Regions from separate parts of the Mus musculus genome. Here all the other regions are linked to region 1. The links are chromatin loops, found by intact Hi-C in ENCODE. Cell type or tissue: left cerebral cortex. All regions are shown on one strand.

The links. Hi-C counts contacts between places; a loop is a spot of excess contacts. Peaks named below come from ENCODE experiments on the same cell type or tissue, not always from the same donor. Only the 100,000 strongest peaks of a DNase experiment are listed, where the experiment ranks them.
Region 2: it touches region 1 in a loop (2.1-fold over the local background); 5 of 42 quality-filtered maps call a loop at or near these places.
Region 3: it touches region 1 in a loop (1.9-fold over the local background); 4 of 42 quality-filtered maps call a loop at or near these places.
Region 4: a loop joins it to region 1, with 2.4 times the contacts of the local background. A loop is called at or near these places in 5 of 42 quality-filtered maps.
Region 5: a loop joins it to region 1, with 2.2 times the contacts of the local background. A loop is called at or near these places in 15 of 42 quality-filtered maps.
Region 6: a loop joins it to region 1, with 2.5 times the contacts of the local background. A loop is called at or near these places in 6 of 42 quality-filtered maps.
Region 7: a loop joins it to region 1, with 2.9 times the contacts of the local background. A loop is called at or near these places in 15 of 42 quality-filtered maps.

What each region holds. Positions count from the first base shown.
Region 1 is chr8:124,229,882-124,233,881 of GRCm38, forward strand. Galnt2 (polypeptide N-acetylgalactosaminyltransferase 2) reads left to right here and starts at 1,513. Exons shown (of 16, transcript NM_139272.2): 1 at 1,513-1,768. The coding sequence starts at 1,646. In left cerebral cortex, CTCF peaks have their summits at 1,823 and 3,838; DNase peaks (open chromatin) are centred at 1,433, 1,737, 2,327 and 2,623; H3K4me3 peaks cover 2,395 bases; H3K27ac peaks cover 1,458 bases.
Region 2 is chr8:124,076,391-124,080,390 of GRCm38, forward strand. It overlaps Gm30005 (a long non-coding RNA gene), which reads right to left. Exons shown (of 6, transcript XR_879340.1): 4 at 1,822-2,819; 5 at 1,625-1,708. Among named protein-coding and RNA genes, the nearest start is that of Gm30005, 10 kb to the right of the region's middle. In left cerebral cortex, a CTCF peak has its summit at 1,794; DNase peaks (open chromatin) are centred at 1,810 and 2,793.
Region 3 is chr8:124,087,755-124,091,754 of GRCm38, forward strand. Gm30005 (a long non-coding RNA gene) reads right to left here and starts at 849. Exons shown (of 6, transcript XR_879340.1): 1 at 665-849. In left cerebral cortex, a CTCF peak has its summit at 1,688 (motif pointing right); no DNase peak of the experiment used is centred here.
Region 4 is chr8:124,313,601-124,317,600 of GRCm38, forward strand. All of the region lies in intron 3 of Galnt2 (polypeptide N-acetylgalactosaminyltransferase 2), which reads left to right. Among named protein-coding and RNA genes, the nearest start is that of Galnt2, 84 kb to the left of the region's middle. In left cerebral cortex, a CTCF peak has its summit at 1,517; a DNase peak (open chromatin) is centred at 1,508.
Region 5 is chr8:124,279,920-124,283,919 of GRCm38, forward strand. The region is part of intron 1 of Galnt2 (polypeptide N-acetylgalactosaminyltransferase 2); the gene reads left to right. Among named protein-coding and RNA genes, the nearest start is that of Galnt2, 51 kb to the left of the region's middle. In left cerebral cortex, no CTCF peak of the experiment used is centred here; a DNase peak (open chromatin) is centred at 2,220.
Region 6 is chr8:124,319,980-124,323,979 of GRCm38, forward strand. It overlaps Galnt2 (polypeptide N-acetylgalactosaminyltransferase 2), which reads left to right. Exons shown (of 16, transcript NM_139272.2): 4 at 3,693-3,791. Among named protein-coding and RNA genes, the nearest start is that of Galnt2, 91 kb to the left of the region's middle. In left cerebral cortex, no CTCF peak of the experiment used is centred here; DNase peaks (open chromatin) are centred at 1,559 and 3,545; H3K27ac peaks cover 1,279 bases.
Region 7 is chr8:124,049,870-124,053,869 of GRCm38, forward strand. Gm29897 (a long non-coding RNA gene) reads left to right here. Exons shown (of 4, transcript XR_388188.3): 1 at 1-741. Among named protein-coding and RNA genes, the nearest start is that of Gm29897, 2.4 kb to the left of the region's middle. In left cerebral cortex, a CTCF peak has its summit at 2,397; a DNase peak (open chromatin) is centred at 2,404.

The DNA.
Region 1 (4,000 bases):
CAATGTGTGTGTGTGTGTGTGTGCTCGTGCCTGTGTGTGTGCATGTGTGTGTTGGGGAGCATAATCAGATGAAATGTTAGGATTCCTCTTCCACACTCAGCAATATGACTAACTTTCTGTTTTGCTTTTGTAGTAGCAGTTTTGCTGTCCTTTGACTTCTCAGATAGGAAGCATTTGGAGGCAGGGCTCCGGGTGGGGACTTTCTCTTCTGTCCTCTGCAGTTTTCAACAGATACTGATGCTGATGCTATGCTGGGGGAGGGGCCACTTGCTTGTCTCTTTCCTGCTCTTTGGGGTTTGTCCTGCTTCCTCTTCTTTCCCTTCACTCCCAGGCCTCTGAGGGGCAACAGTTGTTCCCACTTATCTGACTGTCCCCAAGACTCTTGGGTGTTTTCAAGCCTGTCATCTCTTCAGTATTTTACAAATCTCTTCCCTGGTCAGTACAGTGCTCGGATTCTAGTACTTGGAACGGAACTTCTTAGGGTATGAGAAACCTGTCTTCTGTGAAGGGTGTTTGCAGAATGGGGTGCCTGGTGGAATGGGGTGCCTGGTGGAATGGGATGTCTTCAGGAATGGGGTGTCTTCAGGAATGGGGTGTCTGGTGGAACTAAGAGGCTTTCCCTTCTCACTTCTGAGAAGTCTGAAGTTCAGGTGAGGCTCAGAATCCTGGTAGCCCAAGGCTTGCGGTGCTCTTTGTTCAGGATTGGGCAGACTGCCGCCCAGGGAGTTCCTTCCTCCTGCAGTGTGGGCAGATCTCAGAAATATTTGCAGGCTCTCAAGTACTGGAAATTCTTTTCCAGACACAGGGACTTAGAGTCACAAGGTCATGGACAAGGTTACAGTCACCAGAGCTGCTGTCAGGGAACTCGCTGCTGCCTGCTCTATTAAGTGGGTTACTATGCTCACCTCATTCCTTCAAGAAAGCAACCAATAAAAAACCGAAAAGATTTAAAAACATAAATTACCATCTATCTCCCCTCTTTTTCACGTTTATTTAAAACCACCACCATTCCATTTTGCTTTTAAGAGCAGGAAGGGTCATCCTTACAAGCAAGCGCCTTGAAATCTACCTTCCCTGTCTTAGTCTTGTTCAGACCACAGGGCAGTGCATTCCTGTTATCCCAGGACTCAGAAGTCTGATGCAAAAGGAGTGCTGCGAGATTGAGGCCAGCATGGGCTGGATGGTGAGTTCGAGGTCAGTCTGGATTATAGGATGAGACCTTATATTAAAAAAGAGAAAGCACAAATAAAAAATAAAAACCCAAGAACCCACTATTGCCCAAATAGTGAATGTGACGGATGGCGGGCCGGGGCGATCTCTGCAGACTGGCCCATTCCAAGTCTTTGGGGAACCGCGCGTCCGCGCCCGCTGCCTCCACCTGCCACTCCCGGGGGCGCGCAGTGGGCGGGGCGCCGCTGCCATGGAGACTCGGCTCCGCCCCCGCGCCCGCCCCTCAGCGTCGATTGGTCGCCCTTTGCTCCCTGACCCCGCCGCTGGGCCGCCGCTTCCTGCCGGGCGCCGAGCGCCGAGCGCCGAGCGCCGCCCGCCGAGCGCCGCGTCTTCCCGCGCCGCCGCCCCGAGCTCCGCCCGCCGCGCGCTCCGCCCGCCGCGCCGCCAGGCTGCCCGGCGGCCGCCCAGAGCGAGGATGCGGCGGCGCTCGCGGATGCTGCTGTGCTTCGCGCTGCTCTGGGTCCTGGGCATCGCCTACTACATGTACTCGGGGGGCGGCTCCGCGCTGGCCGCGGGCGGGGGCGGCGCCGGCAGGAAGGTGAGTGCCGCGAGGCCTGTGCGCCGACCCGGGCCTGCAGCGGGGAGGCGCCGTGCACCGAGAGTGCTCCCCGGCTCGGGGCAGCAGATGTGGGGACCCTGGCCGGGACGCGCGCCTCAAGTTTTCTCCGGGCCCTCAGGCCAGCGGCGCGAGCTCCGGCCCTGTCCGGCTCACCCGCGGCTCTGGGTGCAGCGACTTGCCTCCCGCATGCGGGGCGCGGGCACCCGGAGCCACGTACCGCCCTGCGCCAGGATCTTGGAGGCTGTTATCTCGCTGGCGACACTGCGCTCCACTCCCTGTGCCGGGATCATAGGGACAACCCTTCCGCCGGACTCCCTGCCCCCTGCTCCGTACTCCGCCCAGATCACCCCGGAGCCCCACTCCCTGCTCCGGGATCTTGGGGATCGTTGTCACCCGAAACCCGGTGCTCCCCGAGCCACATTCCGCCCAACTGGAACCCGCGACCCTCTCGTCTTGCGCCCAGATCTTGGGGACCTTGGTCGGGCTGGAACCCTGGTGCTCCAGTGATCAGAGGCGTGATCCCTCCCTATCCTCCCCATCCAGCACCCCGGCAGTGAGGTCGTACCGTGGTTCTGTCAGACCTCCCGTTCTACTTGCTACACTGCCCACCTCGGCCCTTGGCCGCTCACGGCGGCGGGAACTACCTAGCCTTTTGCGCTTGCATTTCCTAACCCCAAGTCCGCATTTCCTAACCCCAAGTCCCTCCTCGGTGTGTGTCTCTGGTGGGTTCGGTAGTGAGGCCGGGAGTCTTAGAGCTTACAGGTTCTGATTCGGCAGTCATCTCGGCTTGGGTACCGAGTGGACACCGAGCGAGCGTGGGATCCTTGCCTTGGTTGGTGCTGTCTAGGCTGTTGTATTCTCTCCTGAGGGGTTTGTGGTGTTTTACTAGCTAACGAGCTTCGAAATATAGTTATCTTTTCCAAAGATTTGTAGCCCTCCTTACTTGATTTTGAGTAACAGTACACGACCAGAAAAGAATGGAGGTAGATCGCGGCTTAGGGAGATAGGGGGTAGAATCTTGAGTAGGATGGACTGCCCATGAGCAGCCGCCGACTTTACCCCTACTCAGACACTGAATGTCAAAGGCACATGGCTGATTCCCTTTTTCTCTGGCATCTTCAAGTTATTCCTAGCTGCAGGTACGGAGGGAGGAAGGAAGGGAGGGAGGAAGGTGGAAGTGTCTTTTTGACTCTGGGAGGGGTTCATGATTCGTTTTTTATTTTCAGTAACGAACATGGAAACAGTGTTTCCCTGTGCCTGGCTTGTGTGGGGTGGACACTGACTCTCATTAGCCCTGCTTTCTGAATGGTTGTTGTGCTGGGAGCCCCTGCTTGCTAGGGTTTAAGTCTAGCAAGCGTGGCTGGTGGCAGCAGCCAGGTTTTTGAGAACCATGGTGACTCTGAGCAAGTGTGGTGTGTACGGACTTTGCTTCCCCAGGAGACTTCCCTCGCCTTGGGAATACCCTGGCTGCTGACAATGCTTTTTCCTAGTCACACAAAGATGAAGTCCTGGATCAGCACAGGTATGTATGTAGAAAGGCACCTGTGGCATCAGCCTCCCAGGGATGTCACCCTACCTCTGGGGGTGTCTGTTGGCAAGCAGTTGGCTTGTCTCCTCATTAAAGTTCTCTGGATGCCTAAGAGGTATTAGCTTTAGGTGTGAAGAAAGCCCAAGACCTCTTTGTGATCCGATGGAGACCCTATAGAAAGAGCAGATCAATGACCTGGGGTTCTGTTGTCAGTGAGCCATAAAATGTTGTCCTGGCTCAGGGTATCATGGTTTAGTGATCTGCAGGGCAAGGGAGTGCTGTGAAAACTGCAGATTTGGGGCTGGTGAGATGGCTCAGCAGGTAAGAGCACCGACTGCTCTTCCGAAGGTCCTGAGTCCAAATCCCAGCAACCAAATCCCACAACCATCTGTAACAAGACTGGATGCCCTCTTCTGGTGTGTCTGAAGACAGCTACAGTGTACTTACATATAGTAAATAAATAAATCTTAAAAAAGAAAACTGCAGATTTTGAAATTTCAGTAGTGCTCCCATTGAGGTAGCAAGGTGGATCCTGAGAGAGAGACAGAGGATGCCGCCAAACTGTGGAGTGCCATCTTGGATCCCTTAGTGGGTTTAAACACTAGACGACTCTCCACATTTAGCTCATCCCCTTGATAAGAGAAAATGTGCGATTCCTTTAGCGTGTACAACATGACTGTGAG
Region 2 (4,000 bases), 150 kb before region 1:
GAAGGCCTGTAATATGGCATATTACCTACCCACGGGTGACAAGCCTGGCAAATATGAACATTTTTTGGAGTCAGGTAACACTCAACCTGGTTTTGTTAACACCCTCTGCTCAGTGGGGTGCTGACATGAAATGGTGCTGTGTTTTTTCTGATCGCGGGTCTCCTGCCAGCCCCCTTTCTTTACTTTAGAAATGTTTCTGGCAGATCTTGGTTTCCAACTGCTTTCAGTTAAGCCTCTGGTTCACTCCTGCATCTGAGCTCAGGGCCTCTCTGGGGAGGGTGCAGCTGTTCTTTGCTGCCTCCTCTTTTGATGTCTTAAGGATGTGAGGAGTCTGTGGATCTAAGGACTGATATTCTCAAAAGCCCATCTGTGATGGTTTGTGTATGCTCTGCCCAAGGAGTAGCACTATTAGTAGGTACAGCCCTGTTGGAGTAGGTGTGTCACTGTGGGTGTGGGCTTTAAGACCCTCATCCTAGCTGCCTGGAAGCCAGTCTTCTGCTAGCAGCCTTCAGATGAAGATGTAGACCTCTCAGCTCCTGTACCATGCCTGCCTGGATGCTGCCCTGTTCTGGCCTTGATGATAATGGACTGAACCTCTGAACCTGTAAGCCAGCCCCAATAAAAGGTTGTCCTCATAAAAGCTGCCTTGGTCATGGTGTCTGTTCACTGCAGTAAACCCTAACTAAGACACTATCCATTGTTAGAGATTGGTTTCTATGGTGGTGAAGACGGGAGGCAGGGAGACTGAGACAGGGTTCTACTGGGAGAGTGACCATTTGGCCTGTCCTCTGGGATCCTTACTGTGGGTGCACCGGGACAAGTCACCTTCCCTGATACCAATTTCTCCAGATTAGACAGCAGAGCCTTCAGTTGACCTTCACCTGAACTACATTCTAGAAATTTCCTTCAGGAGAGTGACAGTAGGTCAAATCGATAGGCCTTTGTTTGAGAGTAGGATAGGACAAAGATAAAGCAGCGGACTAGCTAGGCTGAGCTTGGGCGTGCAGAAGGTGCAGCTCCTCTGCAAATGTCTAAGTCCCAGAGGAAGAGGAGCTCAGAGCACTACCACCTCAGTCAATGACAGCGACAGCGGCGAGGGCCAGAACAGAGTGAGGCAAGGAAACAACTGGCTTGTGTCATTTGGTGATGTGATAGAGTTTACACCAGCAGAAAGTGACCCTGGTGGGAGGAGATAAGTTCTGAAGACAGAAGATACAGACTCAACGGAGAGAACCGGCTTGTGGGGGTGGGGGTGGGGAGTGGAGTACGGGTGTGTCCCCCCATCTCAGCATCTTAGTCAGCCCTGCCTCTGTGCTGGGATATTCTCAGAGTCATCAGAGTCGTATTCTCCAATAGTTAAGGAGGAGGCCATTAAATGAGAAGCAAAAAGACCCACAGTCTGCACAGAGGGAAGCTGTTTTCTGCCTCTAGGTTATTGAGCCGCCCTTTTCTCTCCGAAAGACAGCAGGCTCTTCTGAATGGGCTTCCCATGATGCGCAGGATGAAGCCCACAGGAAACCAGAATCCTAGCCAGATCTGCCCTGTCTTGGACAACATTGTGTACACATGAAGGTCAAAATGCCCAGAAGTCTTTTTTTTTTTTTTTTTTTTGTATAAAACTCACCTGCAGAAGCTCCTGGTGTCCCACATTCGATTGTTAACGGAGTTCTCTGTTTAAATTCCAGCTAAGGGCACCCCAAGGGGCGTGCTGGAACAGTACCAAGAAATGCAAGTAAATACCAATAGGAAGAGGGCTAGATTCATTATTGCCCAGTTATAGTGCCAGGCTCGCTCCTCACCAGGAGGCGCTGCACCACCTACCGAGAGAGCAAAACTATAAGAAATGTTGATAATACAGCTGGTGTTGGGAACCGGGTAGAGCCAGAGCGCTCCTAAGTTGCTGGTGGGAATTCGAAAGGATACAGCCATCTGGAAGACAGTTTGGTGGAGTCTCAGAAACATTCCATACACATTATCGTATCACCTGGCAAATTCTACATCAAGGTATCTTTTTGTTGTTGTTACAAAAAGACAAGAGTTTGAAGTCCAACAAAAAACTGGCCCATAACTGTCTGTGGTGTGGCAATTTTACTTATCCTTACCAAGAATTTGCAGGCTGTTTGATGCTGTTGTGCGCTGGATCATAACCGGCCTGGTGTTGCTTCCCTTTCTAGTAGAAGAGCTATCATGTGTGTTTAACTAGGACTTGTTGAGTGCAAGCATGTAGGAATGAATGGGAGAGATGACTCGGGGGCCCAGTGACACAAGGAGTCTGGGGCCTGGGAAGATGGCTCTGCTGAAGTGCTTGCCATAGCACGAGGGCCTGACCTTTCTCTCCAGCATGACCGAGGAAAGCTGGGCACAGTGACCCAGGTCCTGGGGAGGAGAAGACAGGGAGGATCCCCTGGGCTTCCAGGCCAGCAAGTCGATTGTGAGCTCAAGATTCAGTGGGACTCTATCTCAAAAGTAAGGGGGAAAACAGTTGAAGATACTCTCTCTCCACACACACACACACACACACACACACACACACACACACACACACACATGGATGACATAGACCTGAAATACCTGGAGAGGCATGGGTGAAAAAACAGTCTCTCACGTGTTGGCTTACTTCCTGTCCAGTTCTGAAGGTTTTACATTTTCATTCCGTCCACTCAGGAAGTTCCCTGAAATGCCTTTGCTCTGGTTCTCGGAGGCAGAACATTTCTGGGTTTTTCTTTAGTACATCTTAGCAAATCCTTCTTGGTCCTTTGATGGGGTTGTGTGGGAGGGTGCCTCCTGCCAGCTTCCTTCCTTCCGAGCAGCCCAGTCACCTGTGACAGATGGACACACAGCAATAGAAGCTAAAGCTGCAGAATAATAAAAGCTCATGAAAAATAAATGTCTCCTGAGAAGCAGGCGTCTTCAGAGCGGCCCTCTCCGTCACACCAGCAGACAGCATGCTTAATTTGCAAATGGTAGTTCCCAGGACAGTCCCTCTTAATTTCCATCTAGGAGCATTCTTTCTCCCTTTTTGAACATGCAGCATAAAGGGTTTACTGTACATAGGAGGGAGAGGAGATCTGCAGACACGGAGTGCCCTTTGGATGTCAACTTCTGTAGGAGCTAAATTATTAGAAGGTCGGCAGGAAGGGTTTAGATTACAACCTCTACCCTTTATTCCTCCAGGAACAAGAGTTCCTCCCTGGAAAGAATCACTTTCCACTGATCGACCCATTATACAGCTATTTAACTGATAAGACCATCAATGACTGGGAAAGTTGGGATGTTGCATGTTCAGAGCCTAATTGCAACTTATTTTGGGCTATCTCTAGCCCCGTAAGCAGCCATTCCTTGTCTACTTCTGTGACATCTTGGACTGTATAAAGTTAGTAGATGTCTAGCTTCCCCCAACCCAGAGGGCTAAGTGTGTTCTCAGACAGCATCCAAGGCCACAGCAGCGATCTTCCAGCTTGGCTTAGCCAGTTTATCTAAAGTTCCCACCGGTGGATTTAAAAAGAGTATAGATTTATGACTTTTCTATGTTGACACAAGGTCTTGCTATATAGCTCAGGATGGCTTTGAACTTGAAGCAATCCTCCTGTGTCTACCTCCTGAGTGCTAGGATGACAGACACATGCCACCATATTTGATTTAGCGTCCCCATTTAAATCCCAAGGACAAAGGAAGCTTGTCACCACCAGCTAAAGAATAGTAATGAAAATGGGGTGCTCCCTGCCCAGTGGATTCGTGTCACCTGCAGCCATTTTCCCACGTTCCACCCCAGCGCGTGTCCACTGTTCACCACTTAGGATCCTGCAGGGGACCCCAGGGAACCCCAGGGGACAGAACAGCAATCAGAAGGAATACAGTTCCTGGCTCTGTGGGGCACGGAGACAGGGCCTGCACTGAGCAGCCAAGGGCCCATCCTATGGGAAGAGGAGGGTGGGAGATGCTGAGCATTCCCAGGGTGGAAGCAAATGAGAGATGGTTTCAGGGACCATGTGGCCTACAC
Region 3 (4,000 bases), 140 kb before region 1:
TTTAAACCAGGAACTCAGGCTCCAGAGTCCTGATGAGAGACCCAGGCTCTGGTGTCTTGATTTGTCCCTCCTGCCTGCCCTTCACACTGGGACAGCCTCTGAGCCTAGATGGCCCTAAGCTGAGATATCACACACTGTCTAGAATTCAGGTATTGTCGACACCTGAGCTCTGGGTAGGCTGGAAAATGAGGTTTATCTTGTGCTGGGCCGCATCAGGGATTCTGATACTGAAGAAGGAAATCAAGATGTGGGGCTTCCAGGGTACACGGCCAAGGCCCCCTCTGTCCTCAGGCCTGATGCTTAGCAGAAGGACCCTGTCTCCTGACCCTGACAGCTTCAGCCAGGGACTGTTCTTCAGCTTGAAGCACGGTTTGCCTTGAGGTCACCCAGGTTGCTTAAAGAGGCCGCTCCCAGAATAACAATGCTTTCCTACAGACAAAGGGGAGCCATGCCGAGCACAGCTTCAGCTGTGGGAACAGTTTCACCTTCACTTTCTGAGCACAACACCTGCTGTGAAGGAGGGATGAAGCCCAGCTGTTTCTACTGAGGACAGGCCCCTGGCTGGAGCCTTGCCCGCTCTCCCTCACTTCCTTTCTGGTCGGTCTGTAGGTTCCCAGGCATCTCCACCACGCTCTTGGGCTTGCTCAGGCCCATCTGGACTCACCCTTCCAGTTCTGGGCCTTTTTCTCTGGTGAACAGTCAAGCTGAGACAGGAGGCGTGACCCAGACAGAGGCCAATGGGACGTCGGTCTCTCCCCAGGTAAACTGAATGTGGCTCTAAAATCAACAGGCCCACAGGGTAGAGATCCAAAGCAAAGGGAGTTCTCGTGACAGACTGTGCGGTTGGTAGGCAATACAGTCTGTGTGTGACAGAGCCTTTCCCTGGAATCACAGAGGCTCACTTTACCTGATGAACTGAGGGCGGGGCTCAACCTCACCATTGACTTGATTTTTCTTTGTGATGGGAGGAGTTGATTCCCTAATCCCCTTGGGATTTTTTTTTTTTTTGAATTTATTTTACTTTATGTGTATGGTACGAGTGTTTTACCATGTGTGTTCCTCATGCCTGCTGAGGTCAGAACCGGGAGCCTGATCCCCTAAAACTAGAGTTATTGATGATTGTGAACCCTCATGTGGATGCTGAGAATTGAACCCAGGTCCTCTGTAAGAACAACTAGTGAAGGGCTTTTATTCACTGAGCCATCCCTCCCCCGCCCCCTTGGGATTCTTAGAAGCAAGGGATGAAAACTGTGCCCTGGTTTGTTGCAGGTAAGAAAGGCGTGACAGTTGGCACTAGGGATCTTGCCAGGAGAGCCATTCTTCAGGAAAAGGGACTTTCTTCAGGCCTTTGGGGGCAGCAAGTCTTAGCCTTGGCTATGAATATGTAAATCTCCCGAGATGCAGTCAGGCTATTGCTCTCTTCTAGGCACTGCACCTCCCTGGGGCTTCTGGACTTCCTATCTACTTCGTTTGCCTAACTCAAGTCTTATTTTCCGGCACATTCTCTGGTTAGAGGCCCACCAAGGCTGGCCTGGCCCCTAGTCCCCACAGCCGTTGGCTCCTCCTTCCCCTGCTTACTTCTTGCAATATGATTGGATGAAATCTCTCCCCTCATATTTATCTTTTTTTTAAATTTCAATTTATTTATTGTATGTATGTAAGTACACTGTCACTGTCTTCAGACACACCAGGAGAGGGCACCAGATGGTTGTGAGCCACCATGTGGGTGCTGGGATTTGAACTCAGGACCTCTGGAAGAGCAGTCAGTGCTCTTAACTGCTGAACCATCTCTCCAGCCCCTCTCCCCTGGTTTTTAATTTTTTATTAAAAACTGTTTTTAATACAGGGTCTTGCTGTGTTGCTCAGGCTGGCCTTAAACTGATCTTGTCCTGGCCTCAGAATAGCTGTGGTCACTGGTGTGCACTCCCATGCCTGGCTCAGCTCACAGGCAGAAAGGCAGTCTAAGGAGGGATGGACCCAGCCTAACCACTCTGTCAGCTTGCTTTTCTTCCCGCTTGTCAACGTTTGAGCATTTAATTCCTCCACCCTTCTCTTAAAATGGTCTCCAGGTTTATAGTTCCTTTAAACCATTTTTCTACTTTATCACTCTGTGGAAATCACTCACTAAGACCCATACTTTGGATATTGATCATTTTCAAGGCTAGCCATAGATGTTAGAGTCCTTCCTCCAGATGCTGGGTGGCCACAGCGAATTGACATGGCATGGTACAGGGGGGATGTTGAGGCTGAGCCAGGAGCTGGGCAGGTTGGGTGTGTTAGTAACATGAATCAATGATATTCTCAATGTATAATGGAAACCTTTGTATGCCAAACAGCATCTGCACACACATTCTGTCAGACTTACACATAAGCCAGTCTTTTTTTTTTTTTTTTTTTTTTCGAGACAGGGTTTCTCTGTGTAGCTGGCTGTTCTGGAACTCACTTTGTAGACCAGGCTGGCCTCGAACTCAGAAATCCACCTGCCTCTGCCTCCCAAGTGCTGGGAAAGGCATGCGCCACCACGCCCGACTCTAAGCCACTGTCTTAATCACTGTTCTACTGCTGTGAAGAGATACCATGACCACTGAGACTCTTCTAAACGAACACACTTAATTGGGGCTAGCTTACAGTCCAAAGGTTTAGTCCATTATTGTCATGGTGGGAAGCATGGCAGCATGCAGGCAAACATGGTGCTGGAGAAGGAACTGAGAGTTTTATATCTTGATGTGCAGGCATCGGGTCTTCCTGTGACTGTGAGCCACTAGGCCTAATTTTGATCTTCTGAGACTCCAAAGCCCATCCCACAGTGATGTACTTTTTCCCCAAAGGCCGCTCCCACTCCAACAAGGCTACACCCACTCCAACAAGGCCACTCCCACTCCAGCAAGGCCCCACCCACTCCAACAAGGCCACTCCCACTCCAGCAAGGCCGCTCCCACTCCAACAAGGCTACTCCCACTCCAACAAGGCCACACCTTCTAATCGTGCCACTCCCTATGGGCAAAGCATTCAAACACATGAGTCTATGGGGCCATTCCTATTCAAACCATCACAAAACCACATTTATTTTACTTCATAAAATTGTGGTTAAAGGCTCGGGAGATGGCTCAGTCAGTAAAATGCTCATCTTGCAAGCATGAGGATCTGAGTTCAATTCCCAGAAAAGACATGAAAAGGCCAAGTGTGGTACCATACATGTGAAGTGTCAGTGCTGGGTAGATGGAGGCAGACAGAGACCACACAGCCCAAAGGCCAGACTACTTGATGAACTCTAGGTCAATGAGAAACACTGTCAAAATCCCAGATGGGCAGCCCCTGGGGTATGTACCTGTGCATCCATAGCCATATACCCATACAGAGATACAGAATTAAAAATAAGTCTTTGTCATAGTTTGTATATTCTTGGACCAGGGAGTGGCACCATTTGGAGGTGTGACCTTGTTGGAGTAGGTGTGACCTGGTTGGAGTAGGTGTGTCACTGTGGGTATGGGCATAAGATCCTCACCCTAGTTGCCTGGAAGTCAGTCTTCCACTAGCAGCCTTTGGATGAAGATGTAGAACTCTCAGCTCCTCCTGCACCATGCCTGCCTGGATGCTGCCATGCTCCCACCTTGATGATAATGGACTGAACCTCTGAACCTGTAAGCCAGTCCCAATTAAATGTTGTTTTTATAAGACTTGCCTTGGTCATGGTGTCTGTTCACAGCAGTAAAACCCTAACTAAGACAAAAGTTGGTACCAGGGACTGGGGTATTGCTGTGATAGGCCTGACCATGCTTTTATTTGAAAGAATGTAGATTTTGGGACTTTGGATTTGGAAAGCAGTGGAATGCTTTAAATGGGGCTTAATGGGTCATCCTAGTAGAAATATGGAAGACTTTGTTACTGGGAGTAATTTGAACTGTGTTGACCTGGCCCAAGAGATTTCAAAGGAGAAGAATTTCAGAATGTGGCATAAAGACTGTTTTTGTGGTATTTTGGTGAAGAATGTGACTACTTT
Region 4 (4,000 bases), 84 kb after region 1:
CCCACTGAGTTCTGTACAGACTACTTTGTGTGTCCCATGCAGAACTGTCCTCGGATCCTCACATGGCCCTTGTCACCTTAAAATCACAGTTACTGTGTTTACCCTCACAAGATCAGGCTTTTAATATTCTCTGGGGGGAGCTTGCCAAGATACACGAGCAGCTTAGACTTGAAGAGGGCAGAGACCTCTTCAGTTGTATCACTTCCAGGAACCTTCCTGTCGCCTACCTCCAAACTCTCTGGCTCTCTGCTGGTCTTCCATCGACACCGTACCTGGGGTGAATACATGTCTGCTCACTTCATTCTGGAAAGTTCTGTAACACCAGTGCATTGGGGTCCGCCAGCCCCCTAGGCTCCTCCCACATACCCACACCGTGAGCGCCAGAGCTCAGGCTGCAGTGTGCCTGAGCCTCTGGCGTTCTTGTCTTATGAAGTGTAGTGTTATTGTCTCAGCTATTTTTAAGCCTACTTTAAAATAACCAAAATATTGCTGTTTCCCACTTGTCTGAAGTTCTGCTCTAACTTTCCTTTTTTAACCTTGTACGTGTTTAGGCGACAGCTTCACAATTGTATGATTTTTTTTTTTCTTCCTGTCAGTTTAAACGTAAGCCATTGGTTTTCTGCCCCCGGCCCGTATCGTTCAGAAGCCAGATGTTACAACTGCATGTTATTTTCTTGCCCGGTACCTGTGGCCTTGTCATCACTGTCACTGACTCTCTGTAGCTAGGGATTTTGCTGCAGATGTTTCTAAGGCCATCACACACATTTCTTCCCACTTGGCTTCCACAGCAGCCTTAGAAAGTAGGTGCATTCATTATTGTTCCTGTGTTGTATTGACGAGAGGACTGAGAGTTAGATCTGTTTAAGCTAAGGAAGTGGGGGGCAGCATGAACACACCTGTCTGCAGGGCCATGCCTCACTTCGTGTGTGTGTGCATGTATGTGCATGTGTGTATGTGCTCACATGTGCATATAAGTACCTGTGTTCAGCTTAGATGCCCCAGCCTCAGTCTTCTTACTCACATGTTTTCTAGGTGTGTTTAACATGTTTTTAAAGTACCCAGAGCTGTCTCAGAGTGCAGAACAGGCCTGCTGCAGCAGGCTGGTTGGTTGCCCTGGAAATGTTGAGCCTCCTGAAGTTTGGATGCCTGCTTCTATGTCATCACAGGCTTCTGCTCACGTCTAAGAAGATCTGTGTAACCAACGGCAGTGCAGTGCTGTAATCTGGCACACGGGAAGGAACGTAAACTTACCCGTCGTGTAACATATTTACTTTGCCACACCATTCGGCCAGGCCGGAGTGGCACAGACAGGCTGCTTTGTGTTATTTCCTTTTGTTTTTTACACTGCACTGGGGGTTGGGCCAGGGTTTGCTAACACTAGGCCAGCGCTCTCTGCTGAGCCCCAGCCCCAGCCCCCATTTTCACTCAACTCCCCATTCTGTAGCTCAGCCTGACCTTAAGCTCCCTATTCTTCTGCCTGGGCCTTGTCAGTAGTGGAGACAGCAGCGCCCCCTCTGGCCCTGCCGTTTAGTCTCCTGGTGTGTTTATGTTGTCTGTTTTACCCCAAGTCTGCTCAGTTCAGAACTGATTCAGAGACTGAATCAGGTGAAGCTCATCTGGCTCATGGTTCTAGAGGCTGCTGCTCTAAGCCGCTGCTGCTGCTGCTTGGCCCCTGGTGAGAGCCTGCGCTGATTTACAAGGCAGCCTTGGGGGAGCCGTGGGCAGGACCCCATGCTCCTGGCTTACCCCTTCTTCCAGTAGACTTGTGGATCTTGAATCCCGTGGGTCCGTCGCCGTCTTTGACGCAGACACAGTTTTGTTTACTAGCCAGTCCTTGCTTTTTTTGTCCCTCCAGTTGGTTGACAGAATTTGTTTTCTACTTATAACTCAATTAGTTGCCATTTTCAGCAAGAGTAGTAATTAGACAAGTACTGGTTTAATACTAAGAATAAAACTCTGCCCGTTCTTTAATGAGGAGCACATATGCTTGTCTCTGTCCCAATCCCTTTTTGTTCTGTTTGAGATCTGGGCATTAGATAGATTATGACAGTCATCTTAATTTTTGTGATTTTTTTTTTTAATTTGTGTGCATGAGTGTTATGCCTGCACGTGTGTCTGTGTGCCACCGTGAGAACAGTGCCACTGGGTTGTGAGCCATCCTGTGGGTGCTGGGAATTTATCCCAGTTCTCTGGGAGAGCAGCCGGTGCCCTGGATCACTGAGCCGGCTCCCCAGCGCCCTGTCGTCGTCCTTCCAATAGTCGCCATCCTTCTTCCAGAGAGTTTAGTCTGGAGGATGGAGAGATATCACCTATGTCTCTCAAGAGGACGCAGGTTTCATTCCCAGCGCCCACACCTGGCGGCTCACAAAGCTCCAGGGAATCCCATGCCCTCTCCTAGCCTCTGAGGATGCTGCATATACACTCACATACACGTAGAGCATTTTCATTTGCACAGTGTTGTACACACAGGTCCAAAACTGCACTGGTGTGAGGTGGTTTCATGCTTCCTCCTGCTTTGTAACTTGTTGCCCCTTTAAGTTTTTTTTTTTTTTAAATGTGATTACACCTTTTTGATGTTATTTGCGTGCGGGTGCACGAGTGGCAGTGCACATGCAGAAGTCAGAGGACAGCTTGAGGTTCTTCCACTGCCTGGCTCCCAGGGACTGACCTGCATTTGCCAAGCTTGGTGGTAAGCGCCAAGGGTTGAGCAGCTCATGGGTGCTGCCTGAAGAGATGGGGTAGTGATGATGTCCTGTCTATAGCATGAATGGTGACGGCCACCTCCACGCACCCAGGGATTAAATACCTGTCTATCCTTATCTCTGAAAACAGAGGATCCAGCATGGCCTGCAGTTGCCAGCTGATCTGTTTGACAAGGGCAGAACATTGAAGGCATCTGTGGTCAGGCAGTTTCCAGACCTCCTGCTGGGCAGAGCTCAGGATCTTGGCCATCCGCTCCATGTAGGGAGAATGGCCACCCTACAGAGCTCCGAGGCTCTGGCATTCGGCCTGGAAGAGATAAGCACAGGGGGGAACGTAAGCCGCTCACCCAGGCAGTTCATGGGAAGGTTGCCCTGGAGCTCAGCCACTTGGATGCCAGAGGAGCGGAGCAAACGGAGGCATGGATGGCTCCGTGTGAGGCAGGACTGGGCCATCCCACGTGTGGAAGCTGTAGTTGGAGGATATCTGCAGCTGGGGACTGAGGCAGGCATCTGGGGAACCCAGGCAGGCATCTGGGGGACCCAGACAGGCATCTGGTCAAGCAAGGGAAGGAGTGCATTGTGGTTCCTGTTGGCTGCTCTGCAGCTGAACTCCTGGGAGAGCTCTGTCATCAGGAGGAATGAGTTTAAAGGGACAGGTCTTGCTTTGACTCTCAGGAATGGCTGCTGGTGAGGTGTTCTTAGGGAGATTAAGGGAGCGCTCACAGCACTGTGTAAGGCTGTTATTTTCTCAAAGTTTTCCATTAAAAGCTAACGTCTGGAAAACGGAAGGTGGTGGAAAGTGGGTGATAGTCCTGATGAAAGAGTTTCACTGCCTCCTGCGACAGCTCAGCCTGCAGAATGCACCCCATGAGGCTCTGCAGGTTCAGATTTCCTCTGTGAGCTGGCACCACCTCCCAGGCTGCCCAGCCTGAAGTGTGCCAGGCCAGCTACTGGCCCCGTCTGTGCTTTTGTGCTGAACCCCCAGCCTCCCAAAGGGCACGGAGCTTTCCGAGGCAGGGCGGTCAGTGAGGCAGGCAGCGTCTTGTGCCATGAGGTGATGAGTGCTGTGGTTTTGAACTTGGCTCCTCTGATGTTTGTGGTATGTGGTGCCAGGACTATAGGGCGTGAGAAAGCTGTTTTAGGTTAATAATGGTGACATGAGATAAACAAACCCAGGGTGAACAGGGCTTGTCAGACCCTGGCAACCAGACCTTAAGGAGCCTAATTTCAGAGCAGTCTGCAAAGGTCATTAAGTATTTTAGGGTTCGGTTCTCTGGTGTTAGAAGACCCAGGGCATT
Region 5 (4,000 bases), 50 kb after region 1:
GCATGCAGTTTCTGGCATTAGTCACAGCCATACTGTTATGCTGTCATTACCATGGTCCCTCCATGGACTCTGCTTGTCCTTTACAGCTCTATGACTGAGCGAGTGCTGGTGGACACACTGTGTGTTTTGTCAACCAGCATCTTTAGGGCTCACCTGCCATAGGATGTGTCAATTGGCCTCCTTTTAGGGATGTATAGTACTCTGCTGTGGGAGTGCACTCCCTGCATGTGTTGGTGGATACTGGGCTAGTGGTATAATTCCACAGCAAATATAACATGGATCCACTTCCACCATATTGTCCCGTCTTCCCGGGTTTTCCTGGGGTAGACTTGGTGACTATACTTGGCACTCTGCCAGTCAGACAGGGAAGTCCTTGTCACCCCGTTCAGCCTGAGGTGAGCTGCACTTGGGGGCAGGCGCTGCTGTGGACAGGGGGCCCTGAAGGAGAAGATTCTGCAGACACCAGTCAGACAAGGGTGTTTCCCCTCTCCCTGACCAGTTCTCTCTCCTACACTTGTGTCCTGCTTCTACTGTGAACTAAGACATCACAATAAAAGGCGGTTTTAAGAGATGGTTTGCATGCCAGTATAGTTGGACCCTCTTGCGTTTGCTGAGGGGAGGTGGTTGAGACGTTGTAACTGGGAAAAGCGTATATGATGGGCAGTCGATTCCTGAACAGATTTGAGGCAAGTTTTGTGGTCCTAAGTTATGCACAGCCATGAGAATATCTACCTAGATAGATCTACCTATCACCTGAAGAGGCAAACTGAGACAGTCTGTTTTTCTCAAAGGTGGTGTTAGATATGAGGCAACTATAGCTCCTGGCAAGGTAGATGTCTGTGTGACAGTATTCTTCGTCAATGTGATAACCCATCAGTGGGACACTCCATCGGTGGGACACTCCATCAGTGGAGTTTGGGAGCTCAGCAGAGGCCACTTCTCTTTATGACTGCCCCTCAGCCAGACTGGGTTTATGTAACCATGTGCCGCACAGGTCTTAACGTGGTACTCACACATCAGTCTTTGAGGTGATCCAGTGCTTCCTGGGCACAGACTGTGTGGGTCAGTGGTTAGGGACTTCCAGGCAGCTTTGTCATTGGCTACTGGGACAGGTGGGTAAACCTTGAGTGGCCTGCTCCCCCATGGGTGAGGTGGGTGTACTGAGAGTGTAGCTTAGGCATCTGCTGAGATGTAAGATTTGGGTGCCGTGGGTGCAGCTGGGTGTACGGTGTCTAAAGCAGCCTGGGTTTCCCTGTGTAGTGTGTTTCTAACTTCTGAGAGTCAACAGTCCTTGGCATGCTCAAACCCTCTACTCCTTTGTCAGGCTTGGACTTAAGTGTTCCGTTACATCTAGATTTGGGAGCTTCGCACCCACCTTTTGGTGTGCTTGTGATATAAGGTGCACAGGCTGAGGACTGACACTAGAGACGGAGTGTCGACCATTTCTCTGGCAGGCACCAGCTCCCTGTAGAATTGTCCATTCTCTCTGTGTGTGGGTTTGTTGTTATTTGTTTTGACACAGGGTCTCATGTAGCTCAGGCTGGCCTCATACTTACTGTGTAGCCATTGATGACTCTGAACTTCTCATCCTCCTGCCTCTGCCACGGAGAAGAGGCTGGGATCCCAGGTGTGTACCACCTCTCCCAGTTTATGCTGTGCTGGGGATTGAACCCAGTGCTTCAAGCGTCTAGTCGAACACTCTGTCAACTGAGTCTCATTATTCTTCATTTGAAAGAGGCCTCTCATGAGTTAATCCCAGAGGACATGGCCCCTCCCACTTACATGCCACTCATCCAGTGCCCAGGAAATATATTCCAGAATGCACACCCACTGCCCTTCCGTGTACGGAGGTCAGTGGGAAAGGAAGGCCTGAGCATCTGCCATAATCCAGGACAGTGTGGTGCCCAGTGTCTGTCCCTGCTGCCCTTGGCTCTCTCTCCTGAGGGTTCCTCTTTGCTCCTGTCGACCCATGGAAGCTCATGTGTCTTGGCTGGGCTAAAAATAAAGTCCTTTCCCTAGGCCAGGAATTGGAAAGACAGCATCCCCTCTGCTGTTTGGAACTGGACACAAGAAGCTGATGAGATAACAAGCCGTTGCTCCTTTTCCTTTGCTGTCCATGGGTGTTGGTGTGGAGCCCTGAGGTGTTGCCAGGGTGGCGGCTGCTCCCATCCATGTGTGTACACCGCCATCTGCTTCCCCAGGCTTGTGATCTGCCCCTGAGTGTGAATGGTGCTTTCATCTGTGCTAGCAGTGACTGCAGACCTGCCTCTGCCACTTGCAGAAGCGGAGTGTGAAGCCTGCACCGTGTGCTCTTTCTGGCAGGGCTGGCTTTGGTGGTGAAGTGCCAGGTTTGGCATGTTAGCTCACATAGGGGTAAGAGAGGGCTGCCACCTGGTTCCTGGCCTGTAGTATATGTATTCCAGAGGAGGCTCTGCCTTGGCATACCACTGGACTTCTTGGGTCTAGCCTCCAAGGTGCGGAGACTTCTGAACTAAGTTACTTCCTGTTTCCGTGGTGATTCTGGGGTGAGCTCTGTGAATAGCACGTGCTGGAGTGGAGTCTTTGGTGTGTTTGGTACAGCAATCAGTTATAGGCCTTTGATTGGGAGGACTAGAAAGAGTGCCCAATGGTGCGTGTGACTGACTGGTACTCACACATGCGCACCTGGCCCCCAGACCTGCTCGCCCAGGTGAGTGATGACACAGGGGACATCTGCCTGTCCAGGGTGAGGAGCTGGAGCAGAGCCGTGTGCAAGCATGAACACTCTGCCCAGCCTTCCTCCACACCAGGGCTGATTGGTAGGCCCTGAGTGTTCCAGCAGGGCACTTTTGGGGGTGTTTCAGCAGGGTACCTTTGGGAGTTTGCTACCACCCACCTGACACACCACCTGCTCTTGAGGGGCTTCCCTGACAATTCAGACCTTGAAGACCCGCCCTGAAGTCATGTGTGATGGCTTGCTCCTGTAATCCCAGCGCACGGTAGGCTGAGGTGGGAGGGGTAATGGGAGTTGAGGTTAGTCTGGCCCGCAGTGTAGACCATCCCATCTAGGAATCTGCCCTGATTATGCTGTGATGAGCTGTGCACTCAGCCCAAGCGGGGGGCAAAAGGCTCTGTAGCTATCAGGGACCAGGTGGTGGCTCTGTGTGCAGGCTGGACCGGGCCCATGACTTGCAATCGTCCTGTCTCAGAGGCCTTCTGTCCACGTAGCCTTTAACCCCTGTTCCTCCATCCCCTGGAACTTGCATGATCTCTAGGATGTCTTGCTGAGAGAGGGCCAGTGGAGTCGAGTCCTCACAGAATCTCCTGCCACCTCACAGGTCCTGGCTGCCACCTGTTGATACAGCCCTGCATGTTAGATCTGAGACAGGGTGGTGGTCTGTGTGTCCACCCTGGTGTCCCGGGAGACTCCAGATGATGCCTACTTCAGGAATGTCAGCACAGGTTGCCATGGAGATGGCTTGTGGTACAGTACCTTTGTAAAGCAACAGTCTCCTTAACAGGCAGGAATACTGTAAAGTGGTCCTGGAAGAATGTGCTGCAGAGCTTCCTGGCTTGGCCCTGTGCCCACCACACTGACTACAGGGATGAAAACAGAGTCTATAGTTCATGGTGGCTTCGCCTGTGAACGGAGGCTGGGAGGGATCACACACACCCCATCCCCTTTGCTCCCGTGCCCCCTGATTCTGGCATGGCCTCTTGGCTTCACCTCACATGCCATCCAGATGCTAAGGCAAAGTTTTCTAGTTGAAAGTTGTAGCCCCCATGAGTAGCTCCTGAAACTGCTATGGAGAGCAAACAGCAAACCTAGAGCGGTCTGTGTGTAAATGTGGGCAGCATTGGATCCTTCCACGGGCCACGTCTGTGTCACTGAGCCTGCAAGGTCAGAGCCAGGCCATCTGGCTGGTTCTCTTGCCTGTGGGTCTCTCGCTGAGCCTGGTCTCTCATGTCCTCTGCCTTCCTGGGATGCAGGGTGCTTCACCCTTGTGGCCTCCTCCTCCTC
Region 6 (4,000 bases), 90 kb after region 1:
ATACCATGCTGTTTAGGGATGTATATATGCCTTTTCTCTGTGTGATTAGTTAAAAGCATACCTAGGAGTGACAGCGCACCAAATCTGGGTTAGAGGTTCCCTCTCCCGACACTGGGGGTTGGAAAGGGCCTGAAAGGGTGGTAACTGTTGCCTGTGAGCTGCCGTAAAGACAGGACCACAGAGTGAAGGCCCTCCTGCTTGTCACTGTCCCTACACGGGCCAGTGAGCTACATCACTAATGTCCTGGTGTCTGTCTTAATTAGGGTTTCCATTGTTGAGAAGAGACACTATGACCAAGGCAGCTCTTAGAAAGGACAACATTTAATCAGAGCTGGCTTACAGGTTCAGAGGTTCAGTCCATTATCACCAAGGCAGGAACATGGCAGCGTCCAGGCAGACATGGTGCTGGAGAAGAAGCCAAGAGTTCTACATCTTGTTCTGAAGGCAAACAGGAGAAGACTACTGTCTTCCAGGCAGCTAGGAGGAGGGCCTCGAAGGCCACCCCCACAGGGACACACATCCTCCAACAAGGCCACAAGTAGTGCCACTCCCTCTCCCACGGCCAAGCATATTCAAACCTATGAGTCTATGGGGACATTCCTAGTCAGACCACCACAGTGTCACACGGGGTGAGAAGAAACCCAGGAACCCTCATCACCCTTCTGACCGTATCGTTGCTAGGACTTGACCCTCCCCTTGGGTATGTACATGTTCTGGCCGGTTTCTTCCTGTGTATCCTCAGCTTCACCTGTGTGATGCCCGTGGATAACGCCAGGACCAGTAACATGTATTACTGGCCACAGTGACATGTATTAATCCCTGCAAATGACCCAACGGCATTTAGGATCATCCAGTGTATGTCTGCAGCATCCGTCTGTCCCTGGGAGTCAGCTGGAGCTTTGATTTAATGTCAGAAATAGGAAAGCCAAGAGAAAGGAAAACCTTTTGTGTGTGTGAAGTGCGAGGCACATCCAGGAGAGGCAGGATCCTTCTGGAACTCTTTAGCTAAACTAAGGGTTTTCAAAATCTTTTAATTTGACTTTTTAATTTCCATACACACACACACACACACACACACACACACATTGTATTTATGTAGTTTTCCCTAGCCCCTCCCCTGTCCTCTCTCAAATCCATGGCCTCTTTCTCATTATTGTTACACACACATACACACACATGTATATAAATACAACCTGCTGAGTCTATTTGGTGGTGTGTGTGTGTGTGTGTGTGTCTGTATGTTATCTTTATGTGTCTGACTTGTCAAGTTGCCATTTTAGTGGACAGGAAGCTTCCAGAATGACAGTGCCAGTACCAAGTCTTTGGAGCCTCTAGTGAACCAGGGCCCAGAGTGGGCTTCTGCGTGTGTCTGGGAGAAGAGACTCCAGCTGCCTCGTTCTCTTGCTGTTGCTCGCTCTCCATCCTGCTTGGCTGGGAGGAAGCACCCTACAGCTGATGGACTTGTAGCAGCTGCCACCCTGGTTCCCACTGCCTCCAGAGCAGCTAAGACTGGCTGACAGGGCCAAGCAAGACTCTTTAAATGCAAAATTAATTGCTTCTCTTTTTAAAGCGGTTTGGTTCCTCCGGGGCCTCATCTGGGTTGAGTGTGGGGCTTATCTGGATCTGTGCGCACACTCGCTCCACCCGTGGGCTGTGAGAGCCTTCAGCTCGCACTCCTTAAGAATGGGATCTCGCTGAAGCTCCTGAGTGCCCAGACCTGAGCCTGAGCCTTAGGAATATGCAGAGGAGTTTTAATAAAACGCTGTGTAGCAGCAGCCTGCTTGTTCCAGCAAATGCTTCCAGAGCCCCAGGAGACTTCCAAAAGCTCCTGGAAGATGAGCTTCCTGCAGAGACGAGGAGAATGAGAGACTGGGGCGTGATTGGATGGGCCCGGAATCCAGCGCTCTGAGAGTGAAAAATGCTATCCATCTTCTCACGGTCCCACTCGGCCCTGTGGGTCCCTGGAGTCTCCCAACCCAGGTCTGCTGGCTCAGTCACTCCTGGGCTACGTGGGGACCCGGGTACAGAGGGCAGTGAGCCTCGAAGCATGGAGCCTCTCCCCCTTACAGCATTACAGATTGGCCTCTTGACAGTGAAGCCATTTGGTAATTTGTTTACAGTTGAAACTTGATAGATTCTTCGTTCATCTACCTTCCTGCTAATTTTTATCAATTGGCTTGTCCATGAAGGCTCGTCTACAGTGAGTGAGATCAGATGCTAACTGTAGAATTCGTTCCCTGACTCCCCACAAACAACTGCTATACAATTTTTTGTGTGTGATTAATTAAAAAGAATGTACTATAATGACTAAAATTAACCGACGCCCCTTCTGCAATTGCAGCCCTAATTGCTTTATAATTGTGCTGCTTTTCTTGCTGCTGCTCACAGACTGCAGGGCTGGGCTCCTCTCGACAGTCCTGGGGAAGCACTCATCTCGGGGCACCTGCCTTGCCCTCTCCACACCTCTCTACTGGTGTCCGGCGGCTGCTATGCCAGCATCCAGCTCACTGCTCAGCAGTTGAGTGTTGAGCCCTGACTGAGCTCCAGGGTTCTTCCAGAATCCACCTCCTTTCCCACTGATTTCCATTCAAGATAACTGGGGGAATCTGATGAGCTGCAGGGTAAACTGAGTCTTCGGTGTGTTGGACCCATGGAAGGCTCTGCCACTTGAAGAGATGATAAGGGCAAGGAGGGGTCCAGAGGCAGGGACTGGATTTGTGGGTTCCCTCCTCTTCAGTACGCCCTGTCAACCCGGCTGCTCTGCTGGGCTCCTTCTCAGTCTGGTGTCACTGGCATCACCATTGGCCACTTGGGACTCTGGCTGTACTCAGACACAGCTGACAGTGTCCCAAGGCTCTGACAAGGTCTTCACCCTCCTAGGGGAGTTGTGTAGAGACTCTGGGACACTGCTCTCTGCCTGCATCCCCAGAGTGGCCTGGAAGAGTCCACGTGAGTTCTGCTGAGCTGGGTCTTACTTTACTGAGTATTTTGACCATGTTATACTTGTTATCCTCATCAGAAGAGGCGTGGCTTTAAAACTGGTCTTCATTGGCTCAAGTGTAAGGCGTCCACAGTCAACGCAGAGGCCCTGTGCGGCTTGCCATCTTTGCAGGCCTAGGTTGTTATGGCCCTGTACGTGAGACAGGCCTAAGGTGCCTGCCCACCTGCCAGTCCGGCTTCCATGACACAGCCTGCTCCTCTGTCACCAGGTTACTGGGAGAAGGCCTGGCAGGCAGTATGAAGGACGGCAGGCAGTGGGTCCTTTGATACTGTGAGAGCCAATCACCCAATAGGCACCTTGCCTGTTGTAGGCAAAGCTCAAGGTAAGAAGAAAGCAATGGCTGGCTGGCGTAGGTCCCCCAAGGGGGGAAAAAATGCTGAGGACTGAGGCAGGCGTGTGGCTGAGGAGTGTCTGTCTGGAAGTGGGAGGCTATTTCACTGCTTTAGAACACGTGCCTTACATGTTAGAAATCTCTTCTCAGTTCATACAGCTTGCAGAACGCCCTTGTCTGTAAGCAGAACCTGGCTGTAGCTCCTGCTTCCATATGTGCGTCTGTGCCAGAACCTCCCACAGCTGGCAGGCTAACCGCAGCCTCTCGGTCTTGGCAGCCCACTCTGCTTATCGAGCAGGGATGATCCGTCATTGCGGGGTGTATCCTTTGTTCACAGGGCCGGTCACTCTGTTTCCTCAGGTGTCAGCGCAAGCAGTGGCGAGTGGACCTGCCAGCCACCAGCGTGGTGATCACATTCCACAATGAAGCCAGGTCGGCCCTGCTGCGGACGGTGGTCAGGTGAGGCCAACGGATAGCTCCCAGCGTCTCATGGGAAGTGTTTGGGGCACCTGACAATGGCTGCACCTCAGGTGCATCAGCTGGGGCTACAGACAGGACATCAGCTGCCAAGCATGGGGTAGCTGTTGGCTCCTCGAGCCAAGGCCGGGGACCAAAAGAGAGAGGAAACTTCCAAGCAGAGCTCCGCCCTTACAAGGCTCCGTTCCTCT
Region 7 (4,000 bases), 180 kb before region 1:
AGCCTTGGAAGCTTTTTGAAACAGTCGGTGTGTAGGGCCTGCAGTTCTTCCTTTTCAGCTCTGTGCTGACTTTGTCATCTCTGCACTCTTTACTTTCTAGGAGGCTTTAGCTACCCTTCATTGTTGCTGTTGCTTCTGTTATTGTGACCGTCTTTGCCATCACTGCTGCCCTGCCTCTGCTTGCATCTCCTACGTTACCAGCTCAGCCTGTTCTTTTACTAACAATACCAAAAGCCAGCAAAAAGAGATTGCTTGAGCTAGGTATGTTGGTACATGCCCGCAGTCCCAGTACTTGGGAAGTAGAAGCAGAAGGATCAGGAGTTCAAGGTCATTCGTTCTCAGTGGGTTTGAGGCCAGCGTGGACTACATGAGATCTTGTCTCAGAGAACACCACCAGAGCCTGCTTACAAGGGGCCCTCCGTTGGACCTCATGTTCATTGTTGTAACACTAGGGTGCAACACAGAAGGGTGTTTGGGGATGACTCAAAGTCACCTGAATAGCCTGCCCTGTTTGTTTAGCCAGAAAAAGTTGTGGCAGGTATATTTGTACCAGTCACAGGCCTTCTCTGGCTACTAGGAGAGGTGCTCACCAACTGACCTAACTGCTAAACCTCACCCAACCTCACTGGAAAAGTTCATTGCAGCGTTTGATGTAACAAACATAGTTCCTTCTGGAGCCAGAGTCGTGTGCAACAAGCAGGTGTGATTGCAGTGGAGCTACCTCAAGGAGTAGTCGATGAGGTAGGTGACTGCCATAAACAGGATTAGGTTGGCTGCTTGGTTCTCAAGCCAGCTGGGTACTAGGAAAGGGTCTAATAGCTGTCAGGGAATCAAAGCACTCTGGTTCCAGCATCTTAGCTTGTTTAAAGGAAACGTAAACACTGAAGAGGTGCTTACAATAAAGTCAGTGGTGCTCTAATACTTAACAGTGCTCCCCTCTTGGTCAAATACTCTGAGAAAGGTTAGATTAGTTTATTGGTCTCAAATCAGGCTCCACCATCACCATCATTATTTTGAGACAAAATCTCTTGTAGCTCAGGCTGGCCTTGAACTTGCAGTGTTGTTGAGGACGACCTGAGACTTTCTTCTACTTCCTGAGTTCAGAGATACTAACAGTCATGCACCACCACACTTGATTCATATGGTCCTGAGTTTGAACACGGGCTCTACATGACAGGCAGTGGAGCTACATTCACAACAATATTTAAGAGTTTTTTGTTTCTGTTTTTAATAGTGTTATAGGATATTTGAAAAAGATTTACTTTTTTCTACTTTATGAAGTGTTTTGCCTGTATATATGTGTGTATACCTTGTATATGACTGGTCCCCAAGGAGGCCAGAAGAGGACACTGGAGCCTCTAGAACTGGAGTGACAGATGGCTATAAGCAGCCGTGTAAGGGCTATGAGCAGAACCCAGATCTTATGGATGAATAGCTAGTACTTTTAACTGCTGAGCTATCTCTACAGTCCCACAACATTAATTTTTATTGATTCTTTGATAAGGGAGCCATATCATTTTCTTTTTAATTTGTTTAATTGCTCAAAGTGTATTTTTTACATCACCTATTTAAGTTTATTCTGTAAAATTTGTTTACATAATAGTTTGTTTCTTATTTAGACTATTCTTTCTCACTGACTGTAGAATTCATTTCGTAAAGTCTTCTCATACCCTCGTTTCATTCAGTCAGAATGTAGACTTTTGAAAATGATTTTAAGGATAACCCATAAGAAATTTCTCTCCCATAAAAAATTTTGTTTTTGTTAACGTCTGATGTAGTCCAGGATTGTCTTGCTCTCCCTTGTGAAGTGTACACTGGCCTTGAATTTACACGATGCTCCTGTACAGTATCCCTAGTACTGGCTTAACAGGGAGCCCCACAATATACCGGACCTCACCATATCACACATTTAGTTTTCAAAACTACCTTTTCGAGTTACTCTAGGTGGAACAGATGTGAACTAGATATTTTAGATAGGAAAAGTGTGTTTTATACCTTAAACCTGATTTTATTCCTTGCTCTGGCTAATTCAGAAGGAAACAGCTTTGCGTGACTAGCTTGTCTCTTTTTCCCTTGCTTAGGCCTTCAGAACTGGGCAGCTAGAACTGGCTTTTAGTGGGAAAGTACCCTTTTGCTTCTTGCTATGTACTGACAGATTTCATTTTACTTAAGTTGCTTCAGGGGATGCGGAGATGTGCAGGGAGCATTATCAGTCTTTCAAGGCCTCCTGTTATTGACGATGGAACTGAGGCTATAATCTCTGGCCTGCTCTGCCCCACAACCTGATAGAGCAGTGTCTGATTTGTATTCTGTTGCAGGTTCATCAGATGACACAGGACAAGCCAAGCGATGATCTGCTCCTGGTTAATCAGTTGTAGGCACAGCAGTTCCTCAGGTGTCCTGATGGTGGTGCTGTGGTGCTGCTCAAGGACCTCTGTGGCCAGAGAACTTGCCCTTAGATTGAGGGGATTGAGGTCTTGAGCCTCCTCAACTGTGCTGTGCCGGAAGGGCAGCCCAGACAGGCTTCCATTCTAGAAGTGGTTATTCGTGCCTCAGCCACTTGGCTGACCCTAAACCTTTCCCTGCATGTGCTTTGATGTGCTTTGCTGATTCAGAGGGCAGAAGAGCATCTACCAGTGACACCTGTGGAGAGACTCAAACTAGGGTGGTCTGCCAGAGAGTCACAACACAGAGACCGAGGCAGAGGGACTGATGCTGGGGTAGTAACTCTGTAGACATGCTTTAGCTCAAACCCCAAGCCATTCAACAAGCACACACTATCCCTGCAAAAGCGAGGTGTGAGGATTCAGTTCTGGGGCAATGTTTACTTTCTAGCACAGCCATTGATAATGAGTGACAAAAGCAAGGCTGGGAGGGGAAACCTGCCTGTGTGGCAGGAGCTGACCCACAGAGTGCAGGTCGTTGACATACAAGAACTGGTGGAAATCACTTGTCCTGTTGTGGACATGTGGTGGGCGTTAGGTGTGAGGGGATCTGGGGCTGAAAGGCTCCACATGGGGATCCCTGCTCTTTCTTTGAAGGCACTGCTGGGGCCGTCAAGAATGGAGAGGGGGACACCAAAGGGGACATAGTCATTTGCTGCTCTCAGCTACTCCTCGTGCGCCACAGTAAATGATCTCTAGGGCCTGTCCTCTGCAGCTTTCTCTCCTCAGTTCCTCACAGACCCTGTCCTTTCCCGTTCACGTTCTCAGGGGCGCTTTCGAGGCAGGCCTCAGGGATTACTCTGATTTATTTCTGGTGTGCTTGTACCCTCTGAGCTCACTCTCTTTATTTGAGGCAGAATCTCATGCAGCTAGAGCTGACTTTGATTTGCTGCGGAGCCAGTGCTGACCTTGAACTCCTGATCCTCCTTCCTCAGCTGCTGAGATGCCAGGCTTGCACCAGGAGTGCCCAGCTCGCCGCTCCCACTTTTGTTTTAAAAAGCCCCTGTCCAGAGGCAGCTTTATCACTTCGTAATCCTCCATTCTCTTGAGCATCTTCTGAATGCTAATCCTCTGTTTTATATTTCACCTTCCCTTCCCGTACAGATATGTGGTAGGCACTGTGTAGTTTAAACGTTAATTCCCATCATTCTAGGATCTGCCATCTCCACTCTTCTAACTTCTAACGTCAGGCCTCAGCTCCCTGCCAGTGATTTCACCCATCCCCAGCCTCCTTTTTTGTTTCCTATGGGCATGCTGTTTACCTCGGGGTCTATCCTGGGACCCTGATGACACCCTGGACCTGAATCCCAAGATTGCCATCAAGCACTAATGGAGACCTTGTATTTGAGGTCCCTCCACTTCACATGCTCCCAGTTATCTTTTGGCTCACCCTTCCTCCCTCAGTTTCTCATGTGTTCCTTACTGCCATGTCCTCTGGCCCTCATTAGCACCCCCAGTCCAGCACCTTCTGTTGTTACTTTATTGAGATCCGAGTCCCCTAATGTCCTTTCATTCTCTCCCTCCAGGGGCCAGATCAGTTGTTTGTGGGTAGTGGT